2 separate regions of the Mus musculus genome follow, and region 1 is linked to region 2. Evidence: chromatin loops called from intact Hi-C (ENCODE). Cell type or tissue: gastrocnemius. All regions are shown on one strand. Each heading gives the region's core, and the rest is flanking DNA. Links, peaks and the distances in the headings are about the cores only.

Region 1 (8,030 bases), core at 1,656-5,655, 100 kb after region 2:
AGAGCTGTGGAGCCTGGTCCCAACTAATACCTGTAAGAAAGTCCCGCAGCCAAGGCTCCGTGATCATTAAAAAGACAGAGGGACAGGAGGTTTGCTAGATATGGTCTGTGTCTCCTAGATATGCCAGAGACTATACAGCCATAAAGTGTCACCAACATGGCTTCCTAAACGAGACCTGAACAAGGATAACACCAACTGACATGTTAATGTCTGGGAGGGAAAGCTTACAAGGCCTCAACCCTAAGCAAAAAAAAAAACTACAGGCAACTAAGAAATTCTGAGAGCAAGTGAAATAGTGAACATCAATTGATTATCCAATACCAAATGACCAGTCCTGGGGAAATACACATAATCAACATGATTATGAGAGAGCAGCTGTAGTTATGTATTTAGGAATATACACATCCACACATTCATGAAGCTGTTGGGATTAAATGAGGGCTCACTTGTCTGGTATTTATGAGGCCTTAGGCTGGATCCCCTACACAAGAATAAAAAAGTATTTCTCTATAAGACATGCAAAGTAACGTTCATCCTATCACACGCACTATATACATGTTTCATATTATTGGACAGATGCTGGATCACGGAAAACACACTATACCAACTAAAATATACTGTGCTATAACTCTGGGTTTTCTTTTGTAACAAATACTTATTTTTTTTTTAATTTTATGTGTGTGTTGAGTGCACATATGGAGTCAGATCCCCTGTAAGTGGAGTTATAGATGGTTCTGAGCTATCATGTAGGTGCCGAGAACTGAACCTAGGTCCTTTGGAAGAATATACGCTGCTTTTAATCACTGAGGCACCTCTCCAGCCCCCTATAGGTCCTTTTTAAGTGGACAGGTATTATTACGCTGTCATAGCTAGTGTGATGGCCTTTCCTAGATGTGACCCTCACTACAGATCAGTACATGCAACCTGGTGGTTCCAGACTCTAGAACCACTTCTAGAGGTCATCATATTGATGCTTGTGAATCTAGTGCCAATACCTGGTTATAAAGTGTGAATTAACCTCCTGGGCTCAAGTGATTCCCAGTCTTACCACCTTAGCAGCCAGAACTGCAGGTCTACGGCTACTCCTGCTTTAGGCTGGTTTTCTCCTGGGACAAGTAACCAAGTAGCAAAACTCTTTAAAAAGACTCTGCTCAGAAATCATCTTGCATAGCATGAAGCTACAACTAACTTTTTGCACACCAATGATGGGACTTCTTTCACCTGCTGCTTCTACTATACTCTGTACGGACTGTGTCAACCTTTATAGGCTTCACTGCAGGCATTCATTTAAATGCCTATTAAGAGTGAGTTCCTTGAAGTTGGGGACTATGTGTTGTCAGGATACACCCAGTCAGATGCCAGATACTATATGTGGAATGAGCATCTGTGAACCTCACAGCAACCCCACATTAGTGTTAAGCTCAAATGTGTACAAGAACACATTTGGAACCCAGGTGGCTAGAACCTAAAGTTCCTGTTCTCAATCTCTGGGTTAAGGAGGAAAAAAAAAAAAAAAGACGCAACCTAAGAAACAAGAATACTTATGAACCTAACCAATCATAAGGCTAGACTTAAAAGTTTCAACTTTACCGTCGTGACTCCCAATACCAAGTCGATGAGTCTCACCAGCCTCCAAGTTTTACAGGAGGCGTTTACAGAGTCCCAGTCATGCCTTCCTCACAGTTGCCGTCTTCTGTCCTAAATTGTAAGATCGGCTACTGCATTGTAATTGGTTTGCCAAACCTTTGCGCGCTGCCTAAAAGGGCCTTACTGTATCCCATTTAGTCCCTGCCTTGAGCCCAAATAAATGTGGGACGAATAAATAATGTGGAAACCATGTCAGCAAGGCACCAAGGGAGTCTAGTGCTCACTCGGTGTGACTTCGGGCAGAACTGTCCCTCCCTGAAACTCAGTTTTTCCATCTGTTGCACAAGGCTTGGACTCTCCAGTCCCCCAGTCGGGACGCATGGCTCTACGGCCAGGGCCGGCAGTGTCTCGCCCGGCGATTTCGGGAGCGCAGTCCCTGTCTGCCTACTCGGGTCCTGCTCGGCTAGCTGGCCTCCCTCACAGGAACCCGGCTTTCCAGCATCCGCGCGCCGCTCTCCCTGCTCAGCCAGCTCGTGCCCCGCCTGGCACCGCACTAGCCCCGGCTTTACCTCAGCTATCCGCACGCCGCAGCCTCTCCCAGCGCTCCCCACGCCGCCTCTGGCTGACAAGCCAAGAGCGCAGGCGCGCGGTGGCCGAGCGGTTCGATACGACGCGCCGACTCAGGAAGGAGGAACGAGTGCCGAGTAATAGATGGCAGAAGGCAAGGATGCTCTTGCGGAGCGTGCCGGAGACCAAGCGACCGACGAGCCGTGGCGTGGAGTTTCTGTATTGCTGCCTAGTGCTTGTTAAATGTCCCCTTCAATCTCTAACGTTTCGGAGTTGCCATTCTAAATCCCAGCCTCACGGCACTGTAAATTTGGCTTGTCAATACTTTTTGTTTTGTTTTGTGATTTTTTTTTTTCAAGACAGGGTTTCTCTGTGTAGCCCTGGCTGTCCTGGAACTCACTCTGTAAACCAGGCTAGCCTCGAACTCACAGAGAACCGCCAGCTGCAATCTCCCCTGCCTCTGCCCCCGGTAGACTGGGATTAAAGACCTGCACCAACACTCATAGAAGATTCAAGAATTTAAAAAAACAAAGCAAAACAAAACACCTACTAAATTCCCTTGCAAGCCAGCGGTTGGTTAGGCTTCTAGTGTGCAAGATGCCTGATTTGGCCTTTGTGTCAGCAAACTTTAGCCATTCAAACAATAAATTCATTTCTGATAGTGTGAGAACCGGACTTAGAGCGTTTCTCCCTGGGAGGTAAAGCCCCTAAAACATTCCCCCAAGCTTGTTTTCCCTGTTCTCTAAAAATACAGCTAGAAAGAAGCTCTTTGTTCTCTATAGCCAGCAAAAAGCCTTTTTGTTTCTATACCTTACAACCAGAGATGCGATAATTGTAATTTTACCAAGGATACCCGGCAGAGAAGAGCTGTTGAGTTATTGGGGTGCGGGCCAGCTCATCCCGGGACTTGAGCTGAGGCCCAGCTTTGGGGGTCTTACAATAGCACTTAATGGTTTGAAGAGAGTAAGTCGGGTTGAGCCTTGGGAAAGAGCCTTGCAAGCTGACTAGACAGCAAGTGCAAAGATCCTGCCCGTGGTGGTGAATGCCTATAATCCCAACACTTGGGAGGCAGAGGCAGGCCTATGTCTGTCAGTTCGAGGCCAGCCTGGTCTACAGAGTGATTTCCAGGACAGCAGGGCTACACAGAGAAACCCTGTCTCAAAAAACAAAAAAACAAAAAAACAGCAACAAACAAACAAATCCCAAAAGAAACCCCGGAGTTCAATAAAGAGTAGGAAGGGCACTGCAGCAGAAATAAAGTGAGAGGGGAAGTGGGTGAGTAAAGGCTACCAGAGGGAGCCAGATGGAGGAGACCAGAGAATTCAGACCCCACCGGCTTGTAGGCTATAGCAAGGAACATAAGTTTTTTCTGTGGAATGTATAATGAACATAACGTAAGAAAACAGAGACAGAAGCACTCTTTTTTAATAGCTTCTTAACTCAGATAGCACAGGAGGAAACAAGCCCCATGGTGTCTGCAGCCCAGGGCCTACAGTCCTGTCTTCATATTGGCATATAAAAGCTTTTAGTGTGGTTGTGCATGGTATTGCATGTCTGTGATCTCAAAGGCTGAGGGAGAAGGACTGTAAATCCTGAGCTAAATAAGGAGACCTGTCTCAAAAGTAGGAGTGGGGAGTGGGGACACCACAACGGTGACAACTTAAAGGGAGCATGAGTCTAAACTGGAATTTCACAGTCTGAGCCTAGGCCTGGGCCTGGACCTTTGATTGAGCCTTGGCCTTGACTCAAGCTATTTTGAATGATTGCTTATTTGATCAGAAATTATTGAGCAGATGAACATTATATGACAAGTTTTGTCTGTTGTTGTTGTTGTTGTTATTTATTACTATTACTATCATCCCTTTGAGATAGAGTCTCACAAGGCCCAGGCTGTCCTCAAACTTTATACCTGAGGCTGGCCTTGAGCCCCTGGTCCTCCTTTATCCACCTCTTGACTGGTGGGATTACAGGTGTATACTACCATAGCTGGCTTATGTAGCACTGGGTATCACACCCAGCGCCTGGAGCACACTAGACAAGTACTCTATCAACTTTACTATGTCTATAGCCAACAAGGTTTTGAAAGATCATGGAAGTTTCTAAGTCAAGAAGTCTCTGGAAACAAGGAAGGAGACCACATAAAAAGCAGTGATTGCCTGAAATACCCCAAATATCCAAGCTACCCTAAAATCCTGAATTTAGACAAATCTTAAAATTGTGAGAGAAAAAAATAAAAGTTGCTGTTCTTTTTTTTTTAAGAATTATTGATTTATTTTATGTATGTGAATACACTGTAGCTGTCTTCAGACACACCAGAAGAGGGCATCAGATCTCCACTATGGATGGTTGTGAACCACCATGTGGTTGCTGGGATTTGAACTCAGGACCTCTGGAAGAACAGTCAGTGCTCTTAACCACTGAGCCATCTCTCCAGCCCCCAACAGTTGCTGTTCTAAGCACTAAATTTTGGGGTAGTTAGTTAAACTGCAGTAAATAGCCCAGACATTCTCTCCTCTGACTGTTCTGGAACTCACTCTGTAGACAAGGCTGGCCTTGAACTCAGAGATTTGCCTGCCTGTAGCTCCAAGTGCTGAGTTTAAAGGCATGCAACACTCCCACCCAACTAATTTCTTAATCTTTTGAAAGCTCTCCCGGTTCCTTTTTTTCTCCAGTTTTCTTCCTTCCTTCTTTCCTTTCCTTTTAACTTTTAGCTTTTTCCTCTCTGCATGTGTATCTGTGTGAGAATGTCTGATCTCTTGGAGCTGGCGTTACAGAGGAGGAGGAGGAGAATTATCTCAGGTCTAAGGTAAACCCTATGTGAGCTACAATGTGGGTGCTGAGAATTGACCCTGGGTCCTCTGGAAGAGGAGCCAGTGCTCTAACCACTGAGCAATCTCTCCAGCCCCTTTTCCAGTTCTCTTAATCTTGAGTTGCTTTAGTATTTACCAGTTAGAAGACAGTCTGGTTTCTGTATTGAGAATAAAGGCATATGTTCATGAATGCCTTTAATCCTAGCACTTGGTAGACAGAAACAGGCAGAACTCTGTGGTGCCAGCTTGGTCTATATAGAAAGTTCCAGGCCAGCCAGTGAGACCTTGTCCCAAATTAATAATTTGTGTGGTGGCTCAAACCCTTAATCCCAGCCTGGTCTACGGAGTGAGTTCTAGGACAGCCAAGACTACTTAGAGAAGCTCTGTCTCCAATCGCAACAACAACAAACAAAGACTAATTGAAATATAAATAAATTAAGGAATTTGACTTTGACATTTGTCAGAACACCTAATATATGTCAAGCAATGCCTTAGATGCTGGGAGTAAGAGCACTCGGTGAGAAAGCAAGGGCTTGGAGTTCCCCCCAGACTTTAGCCAGAAGAAAAGGAACTAGGGGGCTGGAGAGATGGCTCAGTGGTTAAGAGCGCTGACTGCTCTTCCAGAGATCCTGAGTTCAATTCCCAGCAACCACATAGTGGCTCACAACCATCTGTAATGGGGTCTGATGCTCTCTTCTGGTGTGTCTGAAGACAGCAATGGTGAGTACATAAAATAAATAAATAAATTTTGGGGGAAAAAAGGAATTAGAAAAAAGGAAAGAAAAGAAAAGGACCCAGGGTCAATTAGGCCTGGGGCAGGGTATCTCTAACCCATGGTGCCCTACACAGAGCTAGGCTTGGTCCCTGCTCCTGCTCCAGTTCCTTGGTCAGTGACTGTTCATATTAAACAGTCTCCAGTACTTCCAGGAACCTGAGGTTCACTGCTGTGGGAAATGCCTCCTGTTTGGTTTCAACATTATATTCTGGGTCCTGGGGGCCCTGTTCCTGGCCATCGGCCTCTGGCTCTGGGGCTAGAAGGACATCTCTCCAACATTTTTGTGGTGGTTGGGGGAGTCATGTTAGGCTGGGGTTTGCTGGCTGCATTGATTGAGGCCCTCTGGGAGAATACCTTCTTTGTGGAGATTTTGGTGACAGTTATGCTGGCCTCCATTTCCAGGGACTGGACTCGAGACTGGCTCGTTATCATCATCAACAGTGTGAAAGCCTGCCAGGGCAATAGTGGCCTCCAGAACCCTAATCACTTAGAATAATGGTCTTGCTGCCGAGTCTGAGGGCCCAATGACTAGAACCCCAATATCTACTTTATTTACACGGATGTGAACCTGAACTGGGAACACTGGAGTGTCCCTCACCCTGTGCCAGGGCCTCTGTGGGAGATCCCCTCCATTCCCAGTGTGATAACATGACATCTGGCTCAGACGACAGCTAGAGTAGCAAGCTGGTCACAGTGGCTGGGATCTTCATAGGATCACTCTCCTCCACACTTTTGGCATCTTCCTGGTAAGGAAGGCCAGCTGGTGAGACTGCTGAGAAGCCATGGCCATACGCCTGTCCTGATGGAAGGTTGGCTGATGCCTCCAGTGACTCTCTGCTTTGCTCACAATGGCAAGACCAGCAAGATGTTTGCTTTGGCCTGAGCTGAGAGATTTCATGAGTGTGGTGCTTGCTTCCCATGGAGGGAGCTATTGTGTCTGTGTAGAGGTTGCTTGTCAGTGGAGCTCTGTAAGTAGAGGGGATACAAGTGTCTTGGGGGAGCCACTCTCCTGCAGCTGTACAGGTTACTAGAGAGCGTAGCTAGATAGGGTGTGAGAATGCTACCCTGGAAAATCCACCCACCCCTCTTCCCCATCCTGGGACCCACATCTGTGAATGGTTGTGTTGGGTAAGCTTAGGCACATACTGTTCCACTGGCCATTGTTTGCCTCGACAATGTCAGAGCTTTCTTCTCTGCTAGGCGACTTTTGTTTGGCCTCATCATTCTGTACTCTGAAGGGTATCTAAGATTTTTTTTTTCTCTTGAGATAGTGCAATGGTTAAGAGCACTGGCTATTCTTCCAAAGGACCTGGGTTTGGTTCCCAGCACCCACGTGGTGGCTTAAAACCATTTGTAACCCCTGTTCGGAGCATCTGATTCTTTTTTCTGGCCTCCAAGAGCACCAGGCATGCATGTGATACACAGACATACATACAGGCAAAACATCCATGCACAAAATAAAATAAGATAAAATAAAAGAGATTTTCTAGCCTGCCTGGAAGGTTAACATGTAGTAATGATAATTTATGGCCAATAAACACTTTGAAGCAGTGGTGGTGCCTCACACCTTTAATCCTAGCACTCAGGAGGCAGAGGCAGGTGGATTTCTGAGTTCGAGGCCAGCCTCGTCTACAGAGTGAGTTCCAGGACAGCCAGGGCTACACAAAGAAACTCTGTCTTGAAAAACATAAAAAATTAAAAATAATAAACAGTTTGAAACACAAACAAACAAACAAACAAAAAAGAGTTCAGTTGGGGCTGGTGAGATGGCTCAGTGGGTAAGAGCACCCGACTGCTCTTCCAAAGGTCAGGAGTTCAAATCCCAGCAACCACATGGTGGCTCACAACCATCCATAACAAGATCTGACTCCCTCTTCTGGAGTGTCTGAGGACAGCTACAGTGTACTTACATATAATAAATAAATAAATATTAAAAAAAAAAAAAGAGTTCAGTTGAGATCTTGTTAAAAACAAAACAAAACAAAAACTGATGTTCACATCTGCATGGCGCATCGCTGCGTCATCTTCATGTTGGGATGCTGGCGATGAGTCATCCTTCTTTAAACTCAGTTATAGCCCAGCTCGTTGGGAAGGGAGCAGTGAAGTGTTGCTTTGGCCACAGGAGGTCTAAACGCTATCTATTCATTCCTTTCTCAGGAAGATTCTGTCTTAGCTCTCAGAAGCTCTTGGGAAATACAACACTTTTTAAACCCATTTCCAGTGGGTGGGTGCTTATGCTTAAGCCATGCAGCATGTGTAGAGGCCAGAGGACTGCTGATGGACTAGGTGCT
Region 2 (8,030 bases), core at 2,031-6,030:
CTCAGTCTGTGAGGAAGTCAGCTATAGAGGAAATTTACTTGTCTGTGGCCACACTACCCTGAGAGTCAGAGGCGGGGGTAGTGGCAGATAGAAGGGAGGGCAGCTGTGTGAACTCAGGCAATGCCTGAGTTCTCTGGCTTCTCCTCCACCCCCTCGGCCCTGAAAGATGGGTTATGATTTGATTCACCCCCATTGGGCTTTCGACTGAGCACTGGAACGTCTTATCTTGAAGAGACAGAGGTATGGATGGCTCTAGCGATTCATAAGAGGAACGAAGCCCAAAGGATCGAGCCGGAGACCCAGACAGGAAGTAGTTCAAGGTTTCCGACCACCCACTGCTTGCCCAAGAGACTAGTGCTGTCTGAAACCAGGAATAGAGTTCACTGGGGGCAGGGCTGGTCATGGGAGACAAGAACTCTGTTTCCCATCCCCAGACTCTCAGAGGCTGCCCTGCTCCCCAGGGTTAAGACTGCCATAATTCTCGGTTTTTTGAGGACAGGGTGCCACAGTCTGGCCTGAAGAGTGGAGCCTTAGGCAGGAGGCTTTGGAAGCTGAAGCGCTCGCTGCTGCCTCCTACCCCTACTTAACACAGAGGCTGGGGCCGGAAGTGATTATGAAGATGGAAAATGTGGTCTCACCTCATGATGGTGATCACTGTCATGTCTGTCTGCAGTCAGTGTGCTCTGTACCCCACATCCTCACACCCTCCCACAGGAAGAAGGGTAAAAATGCTGAGTTGGCATTTGGTGAAGGCGTCCCAAGAGGAGTGTCCTCTCCCCCAAGATTCAGACTGGGGAGACATCAACCTGGCTTGCATGAGCTCTGCTATCCCCCTACCCCCCCATCCCCCCGCCCCCTGTGAACCAAGCATAGTCCACTCCCTTGAGACCTGCCATCATGGCTGAAAAGTCTTAGAGTCAAAGATATAAAGTCACCGAGTGGAACTGAGACTAGAGCACAGGCTTGTGTCTTCCAGATGTAGGCTTTGACCTCACACAAAAAGAAGCCCTAGTGTGACAGAGGTAAAGCCAACAGTGTGATCTAGGTCTGAGATCCCCTCCCCTGGCCCTCCCTCTCTTCCACAGTGATATTTGCTTTGTGGTTGGTCAAGAACGGCAAGAGGTATTTGCCCACCGGTGCTTGTTGGCCTGTAGATGTAACTTCTTCCAGAGACTTTTGGGCCCTGGGGTACCTAGTCCTGTGGTGCTAAGCACTGTGCCTGCCGAAGCCTTCTTAGCTGTGCTGGAGTTCCTATACACCAACAGTGTCAAGCTGCACCAACACTCTGTGAGCCTACCAAGCAGAGGTCTGGGTGGGAGAGAAGATGAGGATGCCCGAGTCAGAAGGATGCCCATTATGCTGTGGGTTGAGGGGTGGGGGAAACTCCCTTCTGCTCCCTCAGCCACTCCCCTCTCCCTCCTCGCCCCCCCCCCCCCCCCGCAGGTGCTGGAGGTGCTGACAACAGCTGTGGAATATGGGCTGGAGGAACTTCGAGAGGTGAGTGTCTCAGGCAAGCCATCTTGTCTCCCTTGCCTTTCAGTTCATCGTCTCCTTCATAGTCTGACCTTCTCACACAGAGTATGATAGCTCTCTGTGTACACAGGATCTGTACATGCTCAGTGTGTGCTGAGTGAGCACAGGAAGTATTTATGGCTGGTTCTTCAGTGCAACGGTGAATTGGCTTTGGCCCATGATTGAATGGAAGGAGAGACATGAAAATGCTTAACATATATGGAGGCTTTGTGCTTCTGGCTTAGGGAGGATGGCAAGGTTAAGGCCAGCCTGAACTACCTAAGGAGTTCCAGGCTAGCCTGAGCTACAGAGTAAGAGTCTCAAAACCCTAGACTTAAAAGTAGGGGTCTAAGTGTGATGGGCAAACAGCTGATGTGTGGAGAGAGATTCTTGGAGAAGGAAACCTTTGTGTCAGAGCTGGAAGAACAAATAGGGTTTTGTTCAGGGGTGGGAAGATGACATTACAGTCACAGGACACTCAAGGAACTCCTTAGCTGTGTGGTGGACTGGGAACTTGGGTGTGGGGTGAGCTGGGAAGGGTACCAGGAAGCTGATTCACACAGGTGCTTCAAGAATCGGGACTTGCCGGGCGTTGGTGGTGCCCGCCTTTAATCCCAGCACTTGGGAGGCAGAGGCAGGCAGATTTCTGAGTTCAAGGCCAGCCTGATCTACAGAGTGAGTTCCAGGACAGCCAGGGCTACACAGAGAAACTCTGTCCAAAAAAAGGAAAAAAAAAAAAAAAAGAATCGGGGCTTTAGGCTGGGAGTGTAGGTCAGTGGCAGAGCACTTGCCTAGCATACTATAGGCTCTGGGTTTAATTCCTAGCACCAGCCAGGTGTGGTGGTGGTATGTACCTATATATCCAGCACCCAGTAGGCAGAATAGAGGAGGATAATTCTAAGCTCAGGGCTAACCTTGTCCACAGAGTGAGTTCTAAGCCAGCCAGGGCTACACAGCAAGACCCTGTCTCAACTCTTCCTTCCCTGGACTTTTGACGCAAGGATAGTGGAGATTCATTGAAAGTTTTTGGCAAGGGAAAGGGACTGAGAGAAGAGGGAAAGGAAAGGGCCTGTCAGATCAGTGCAGAAATCCAGAGGGTGTGGCCGAGGAGGAAATGGCAGTCCACAAGAGGTAGGTGGCCCTGAGAAGGGACAGCTGGCACTGCCCAGTGCCTTTTTGGAGGAAGAGACTGGAGTTTTTGGATGAGTTTTACCAGAGACAAGTGTACCAGAAGGTGCTTTGCTGGCCTCCAGGCCCTCTGGGCTTGCTAAATTACAGGTCTGAACAATTGCATCTGTTTTCCAAATCTGGGCGCTCAAGGTGGCGCTGGGGCTGCTGGGAGTCTGAATGAGTCATTGCTCCAAGCTCCATTGTTTCTGGGATAGGACTTGGAGTCTTGACACCGGCACACAGGTCGCTTCATTTCTGTCCCCAGCTCTGCCTGGAGTTTGTGGTGAAGGTGTTGGATGTGGAGCTGGTCTGTGAGGCTCTGCAGGTGAGTACTGATGAGCAGCCCTGTGGATGAATCTGATGTTTAGAATGTGGTCCTCCAATGGCCTATAGAATGGCCTCCTCCGTCAGAAGCCCGGACTGGTCTGTCTGTTAAAGAACAATATGTGCTCAAGGATATGCTTATGAAAGAAATTCTGCCTGTGCTCAGATCTGTAGGGTACAGAGTATATCAGTAAGGTCATATGTAGGACGAATAGGCTGGGAAAGGCAGGTGTGATGACACACACCTTTAACTCCAGTACTTGGAAAGCAGAAGCCAGAGTTCGAGACCTGCCAGGGCTACATAGTGATCTATTAAGAGTGGGAAAAAAGAGGTTGAAAGATGGTGGTGCATGCCTTTAATCCAAGCAGAGGCAGGTAGATCTCTGAGTTCAAGGCCAGCTTGGACTACAGAGTGAGTTCCATGACAACCAAGGTTACCTAGAGAAACTCTGTCTTGAAAAACAACAACAAAACAATTCTAAACATGGATAGTAGAAAGGTGGGGGTGTGGAGTTTAGAAGCCAAGCTTGGGCTCAAAGATGGAGTTTGAAAGACCTGAACATGGTCTCCTCTACCCCACACCTGTGTGCTCTGCACAAGGCACTTTGCCTACTTTCAGGAGACACTGCAGGTGCTGCTAGCCTTCTGTTTAGATTGTGCTCAGTGGCAGTACCTTGTGTGCAAATCTGGGTTATCCAGCTTCTTCAGTCTCTAGCCTAATCATACTCTGCTCTCAGGTTGCTGTAACCTTTGGCCTGGGGTCACTACAGGAGCGGTGCATAGCCTTTATAGAAGCTCACAGCCAGGTACAACTCCCCATCCTTATACTTGTAACTTGTAGCCCCCCCATGCCATTTTTTCTCTGCCCTGACCGACACACCGGCCCATAGGAGGCGCTCCGCACCCGTGGCTTTCTGGAGCTGTCCGCCACCGCGCTGCTGCCTGTGCTACGCAGTGACAAGCTCTGCGTGGATGAGACTGAGCTAGTCCAGGCAGCCCGAAGCTGGGCACGCGTGGGCGCCGTGAGTGGGACCTGGGGGGAGGGCGAGGACACCGAAACGGTGCAGGCCACGGGAACTCTGTAAGCGGGCAGCAGGCACGTGCTCAAGGCTCGCTTCCACAGGCGGTGTTAGAGCAACCCGTGGCTGAGGTGGCAGCTCCAGTGGTCCGAGAGCTGAGACTGGCTTTGCTTGCCCCGGCGGAGCTAAGCGCCCTGGAAGAGCAGAACCGACGGGAACCGCTCATCCCGGTGCGGACGCCAGTAACCAAACTCAGATCCACTCTGCCACGTGGGAACGAGGAGCAAGGGCGGGAGGCTTGGGACTTCGGTCTGCGTGGTGACCCGCTTTCCCCTACAGGTTGAACAGATTGTGGAGGCATGGAAGTGTCACGCCCTACGGAGAGGAGATGCGGCCCGGAGCGCGCCGTGCCGCCGGCGGAGGGGTACCCGGCCCCGGGATCACCATCGCTTTCTGGACCTTCGTTTCAAATGATCCACTTCCGGACCTTCCCAGGAAGTTGACTACATCCCAAACTACAGCTCCCGAGGTGCTCTGCGTTGGAGGTGGGCTTCCGCTCCCAGCAAGCTCAGCCGCCGGATACGGGAAGGACCGCTCTGCGTCTAGAGTGAAACCTAAGCCTCTGTGGAAGAGTAGGGATTGCGCAATGGGCCCAAAGTTGTGGCTTGGGTGATGTCCTGAGACCGGAAACGAGGGTGGCCTTTGTTGCATAAGCTCATGCGGCATTCTGCAAGTCGATCATTCCTCTACGCCCCTCTACTCGGATGACGCGATCTCTATGTAGCTCATCCTCTTTAACAAATCAGCTTCAGGCTCAGCGCAAATTCGAGCTTCTCACCATCTTTCCCAACCCTGGAAATAGTGTTAATCTTTTGTGCGGATCTGGAACCCGGACCTCATTCTTGCCTACCTCATGCCTTTTCTCCCTTCTAGGGTCTCTTCTGCTGTTACCCTAGCCAGTGCCCCTCACTCCTTTCTCTGTCAGGGGACAGTATCCATCCCTATGATGGTCCCATCGCTTTGATTGTCAAGCTTTTCCTCCTGAGCCCTTTAACGTCCATACTGCTTTCCAGGACAGCCTACAAAATTTCCTTGAGATTTAGCAATCCTAAACTCTGCGTTTGGGAGTTCCAGAATTATTGGGGGGTGGGATGGGTTGTCGACAATCTCTCACTGTAACCCCATCTGACCTAGAGCTATTTAGGACAGACTAGCTTTGAACTCACTGCGCTCCGACTGCCTCTGCCTCCCTGGTACAGAGATTAAAGGCGTGTACTATCGCTCCTAATTCTGGCTTTACATAAAAATATATTGCTTATGAATTAAAGATGAATATTTGTATTCTGTCAAGATGGAAAAGGTGGCTGCCCAGTGGGACCACTCCTGGCACCCTTCTTTGGATCATGAACACTGAAAGTAATTTGCTGCTTGCTTGCCTGTTCCATGCTTTTGCTTCCTTTACATCAACTTTAGAAGCCATGTACTAATCTGTACTAATACTGCGCTTCCATTAGCTTTGCTGTATTGTGATGAAAAGGCTTTTGAAATTATTATTATTTTATTTTATTTTATTTTTTTGGTTTTTTTGAGACAGGGTTTCTCTGTGTAGCCCTGGCTGTCCTGGAACTCACTTTGTAGACCAGGCTGGCCTCAAACTCAGAAATCCGCCTGCCTCTGCCTCCTGAGTGCTGGGATTAAAGGCGTGCACCACCACGCCCGGCCTCTAAATTATTTTTGGGAGCTTGGAGAGTCTTCAGATTGCTTTAAAGCACCCATCCTTTTCCTTGAGGATAGAAAGCTTTTGTTCATGCAGGCTGTCTTCTGGACATGTGTTCTGCGAGGCAAGCATAGCATGGCGGCATACATAGGTAAATGTCAGCACTTGGGAAGTGGACGGAGGAGGATCAGCAGTTTGAGGCTAGCCTAGGTTAGTTACAAGGTGAGACCTGTTTCAAAAAATAAACTGAGCATGATGTTACACAGCTTTAATGTCAGCATTCAAGTTTCTGGTTTGGTAAATCAACTTTGGGAATGTTGGTAAACAGAACTGACCGAGTGGAACCCTGGACCGCAGCCACTGTTCTCCCTGGTTCTCTTGACAATTGCTTGACTGGGACCTAGCTCTGTCTTCCCTCCTAGGGTCTGGGTTTGGTAAATTGTTGCTTCTAATGTTACTGTTTTGTTTTCAGAGAGGGGCAGAGCACCCCATTTAGACTGAGCAGCACAGGACAGCTCTCAGGCAGTAGCCGGACCACACAGGAGCCGTATTACTACCCCTTGTGCAGGTCTCATCTCTGCTACTTTTTTTATTTTCTTGGATTTTGAGAAAGGGTCTCTCTGTTTAGCCCTGATTGTTGAAATCACTACATCCACCAGGCTGGCCTTGAACTCACAGGCTGGTCTTAAACTCATAGCAGTTCTCCTGTTTCAGCCTTCCGAGGATACCAGTGACATTACCAGTGTGAGCTGCTACACTCAGTAGCATCCAGTTCTTCTTGAAGGATGGCTTGGGGTTAGGACAAAGGAAGTCGAGGAAGACTCTATGTAGAGCCAGGCCATGGGGGTGGGTGCACACCTTTTATCTGAGCACTCGGGAGGTAAAGGTAGGCAGATCTCTGAGTTCTAGACCAGCCTTGTCTACAGAGTTCCAGAACACCCAAAGCTACACAGAGAAGCCCTGTTTCAGAAACAAACAAACAGACAAAACAGGTCCTAGGCAGAAGAAATGACACGTTCAAAGTTATGGTGATACAAATATTAGTGAAGTATTCTTGTCCAGAAGTGTGGTGTGTTTTTAGAAGGCTGTGTTTGGCAGTGGAGGCTAGCCCTAGTGGAGCTTGGAAAGGGATTGAGTTTAAGCTAAGGACTAGGGAGCCGTGAAAGGCTGCTAAGCCAGAAGGTAAAGTAGGGCTAGGTGCTACGCAGGTTGAGCTGACTTTACAAGTATGGAACTTCTCACCCCAGGCTAGATGAGATCAGTGGCCAAGGCTGACTGTGCCTGGGGGTTCAGCTCTGACTGGACTTGCTTAGTGACACCTTCATTCTTCAGGACCACACTGATCATGCAATCAGGGTAAAAACTTTCAACACAGCTGTGAACAATGTTTCTGAAAGGAACCGCGCCTTCTGCGAGGCTGATTAAGTGATCAGGACCACATGATGTGGGGCGGTTGGAATGCTCCAAATCTAGAGCCATTTTATCTTGGAACATCTTTGGCCCCCACAAGAGCCATTTATTGTCCTCCGAAGGTGACATCACATCTTTGTGACTATTAGGCAAATCTTTTGAAATGTACAAGTTCCTAGTTTCTAACCAACAGAAGGGCCCAGGACACTGACAGCATCTGTGGTTGAAATGCTGCTCTTTGGTCTGTGGTAACCTTGGCCACCTAAAGTTTCCATCAATGTGTCATACAGATTCGTTTATTTATTTAAAAGATTTACTATTTGGTAGACACTGTAGCTGTCTTCAGACACCCCAGAAGAGGGCATCAGATCATATTACGGATGGTTGTGAGCCACCGTGTGGTTGCTGGGATTTGAACTCAGGACCTTTGGAAGAACAGACAGTGCTCTTAATCTCTGAGCCATCTCTCCATCCCCTATTTATTTATTCGTTGTATTGTTTTTCAAGCCCGGTTTCTCTGTGTAGCTCAGGCTATCCTGAAACTCTGTAGCTCAGAATAGCCTGGAACTCACAGAGATGTGCCTGCCTCTGCCTCTCAAGTGCTGGGATTAAAGGCAGGTGCCACCGCTGGCTTTTCATTTTTTAGAAGACAATTTTTGTGTTGCTGAGATGGTGTCAGTAGATCAAGGTGTCTACCACCAAGCCTGATAACCTGAATTCAATCCACAGGACCCATGTGGTAGGAAAGCTGACTCTGACCTTCACACTAGAAACATAGCACACCAACACACACCAGTACACCGTATGCCATCCCAAACACCAAATAAAATGTTAAAAAAAAAGACAGCATTTCATGTGGCTGAGGTTAATCCCAAACC

What was found. A loop is a pair of places that touch in the nucleus more often than their neighbours do. Peaks named below come from ENCODE experiments on the same cell type or tissue, not always from the same donor. Only the 100,000 strongest peaks of a DNase experiment are listed, where the experiment ranks them.
Region 1: it touches region 2 in a loop (2.1-fold over the local background); 11 of 42 quality-filtered maps call a loop at or near these places.

What each region holds. Positions count from the first base shown.
Region 1 is chr4:117,013,603-117,021,632 of GRCm38, reverse strand. Eif2b3 (eukaryotic translation initiation factor 2B, subunit 3) reads right to left here and starts at 2,231. Exons shown (of 12, transcript NM_001111277.2): 1 at 2,157-2,231. It also overlaps the pseudogene Gm12997. In gastrocnemius, for the core only: a CTCF peak has its summit at 3,691; a DNase peak (open chromatin) is centred at 2,225; H3K4me3 peaks cover 1,183 bases; H3K27ac peaks cover 1,035 bases.
Region 2 is chr4:117,117,196-117,125,225 of GRCm38, reverse strand. Btbd19 (BTB (POZ) domain containing 19) reads left to right here. Exons shown (of 8, transcript NM_001384196.1): 2 at 1,086-1,287; 3 at 1,444-1,497; 4 at 2,948-3,007; 5 at 3,744-3,812; 6 at 3,897-4,028; 7 at 4,130-4,255; 8 at 4,365-6,007. The coding sequence ends at 4,499. It also overlaps a transcript of Tctex1d4 not described here. Among named protein-coding and RNA genes, the nearest start is that of Btbd19, 4.4 kb to the left of the region's middle. In gastrocnemius, for the core only: a CTCF peak has its summit at 3,901; DNase peaks (open chromatin) are centred at 3,943 and 4,594; H3K4me3 peaks cover 2,576 bases; H3K27ac peaks cover 3,489 bases.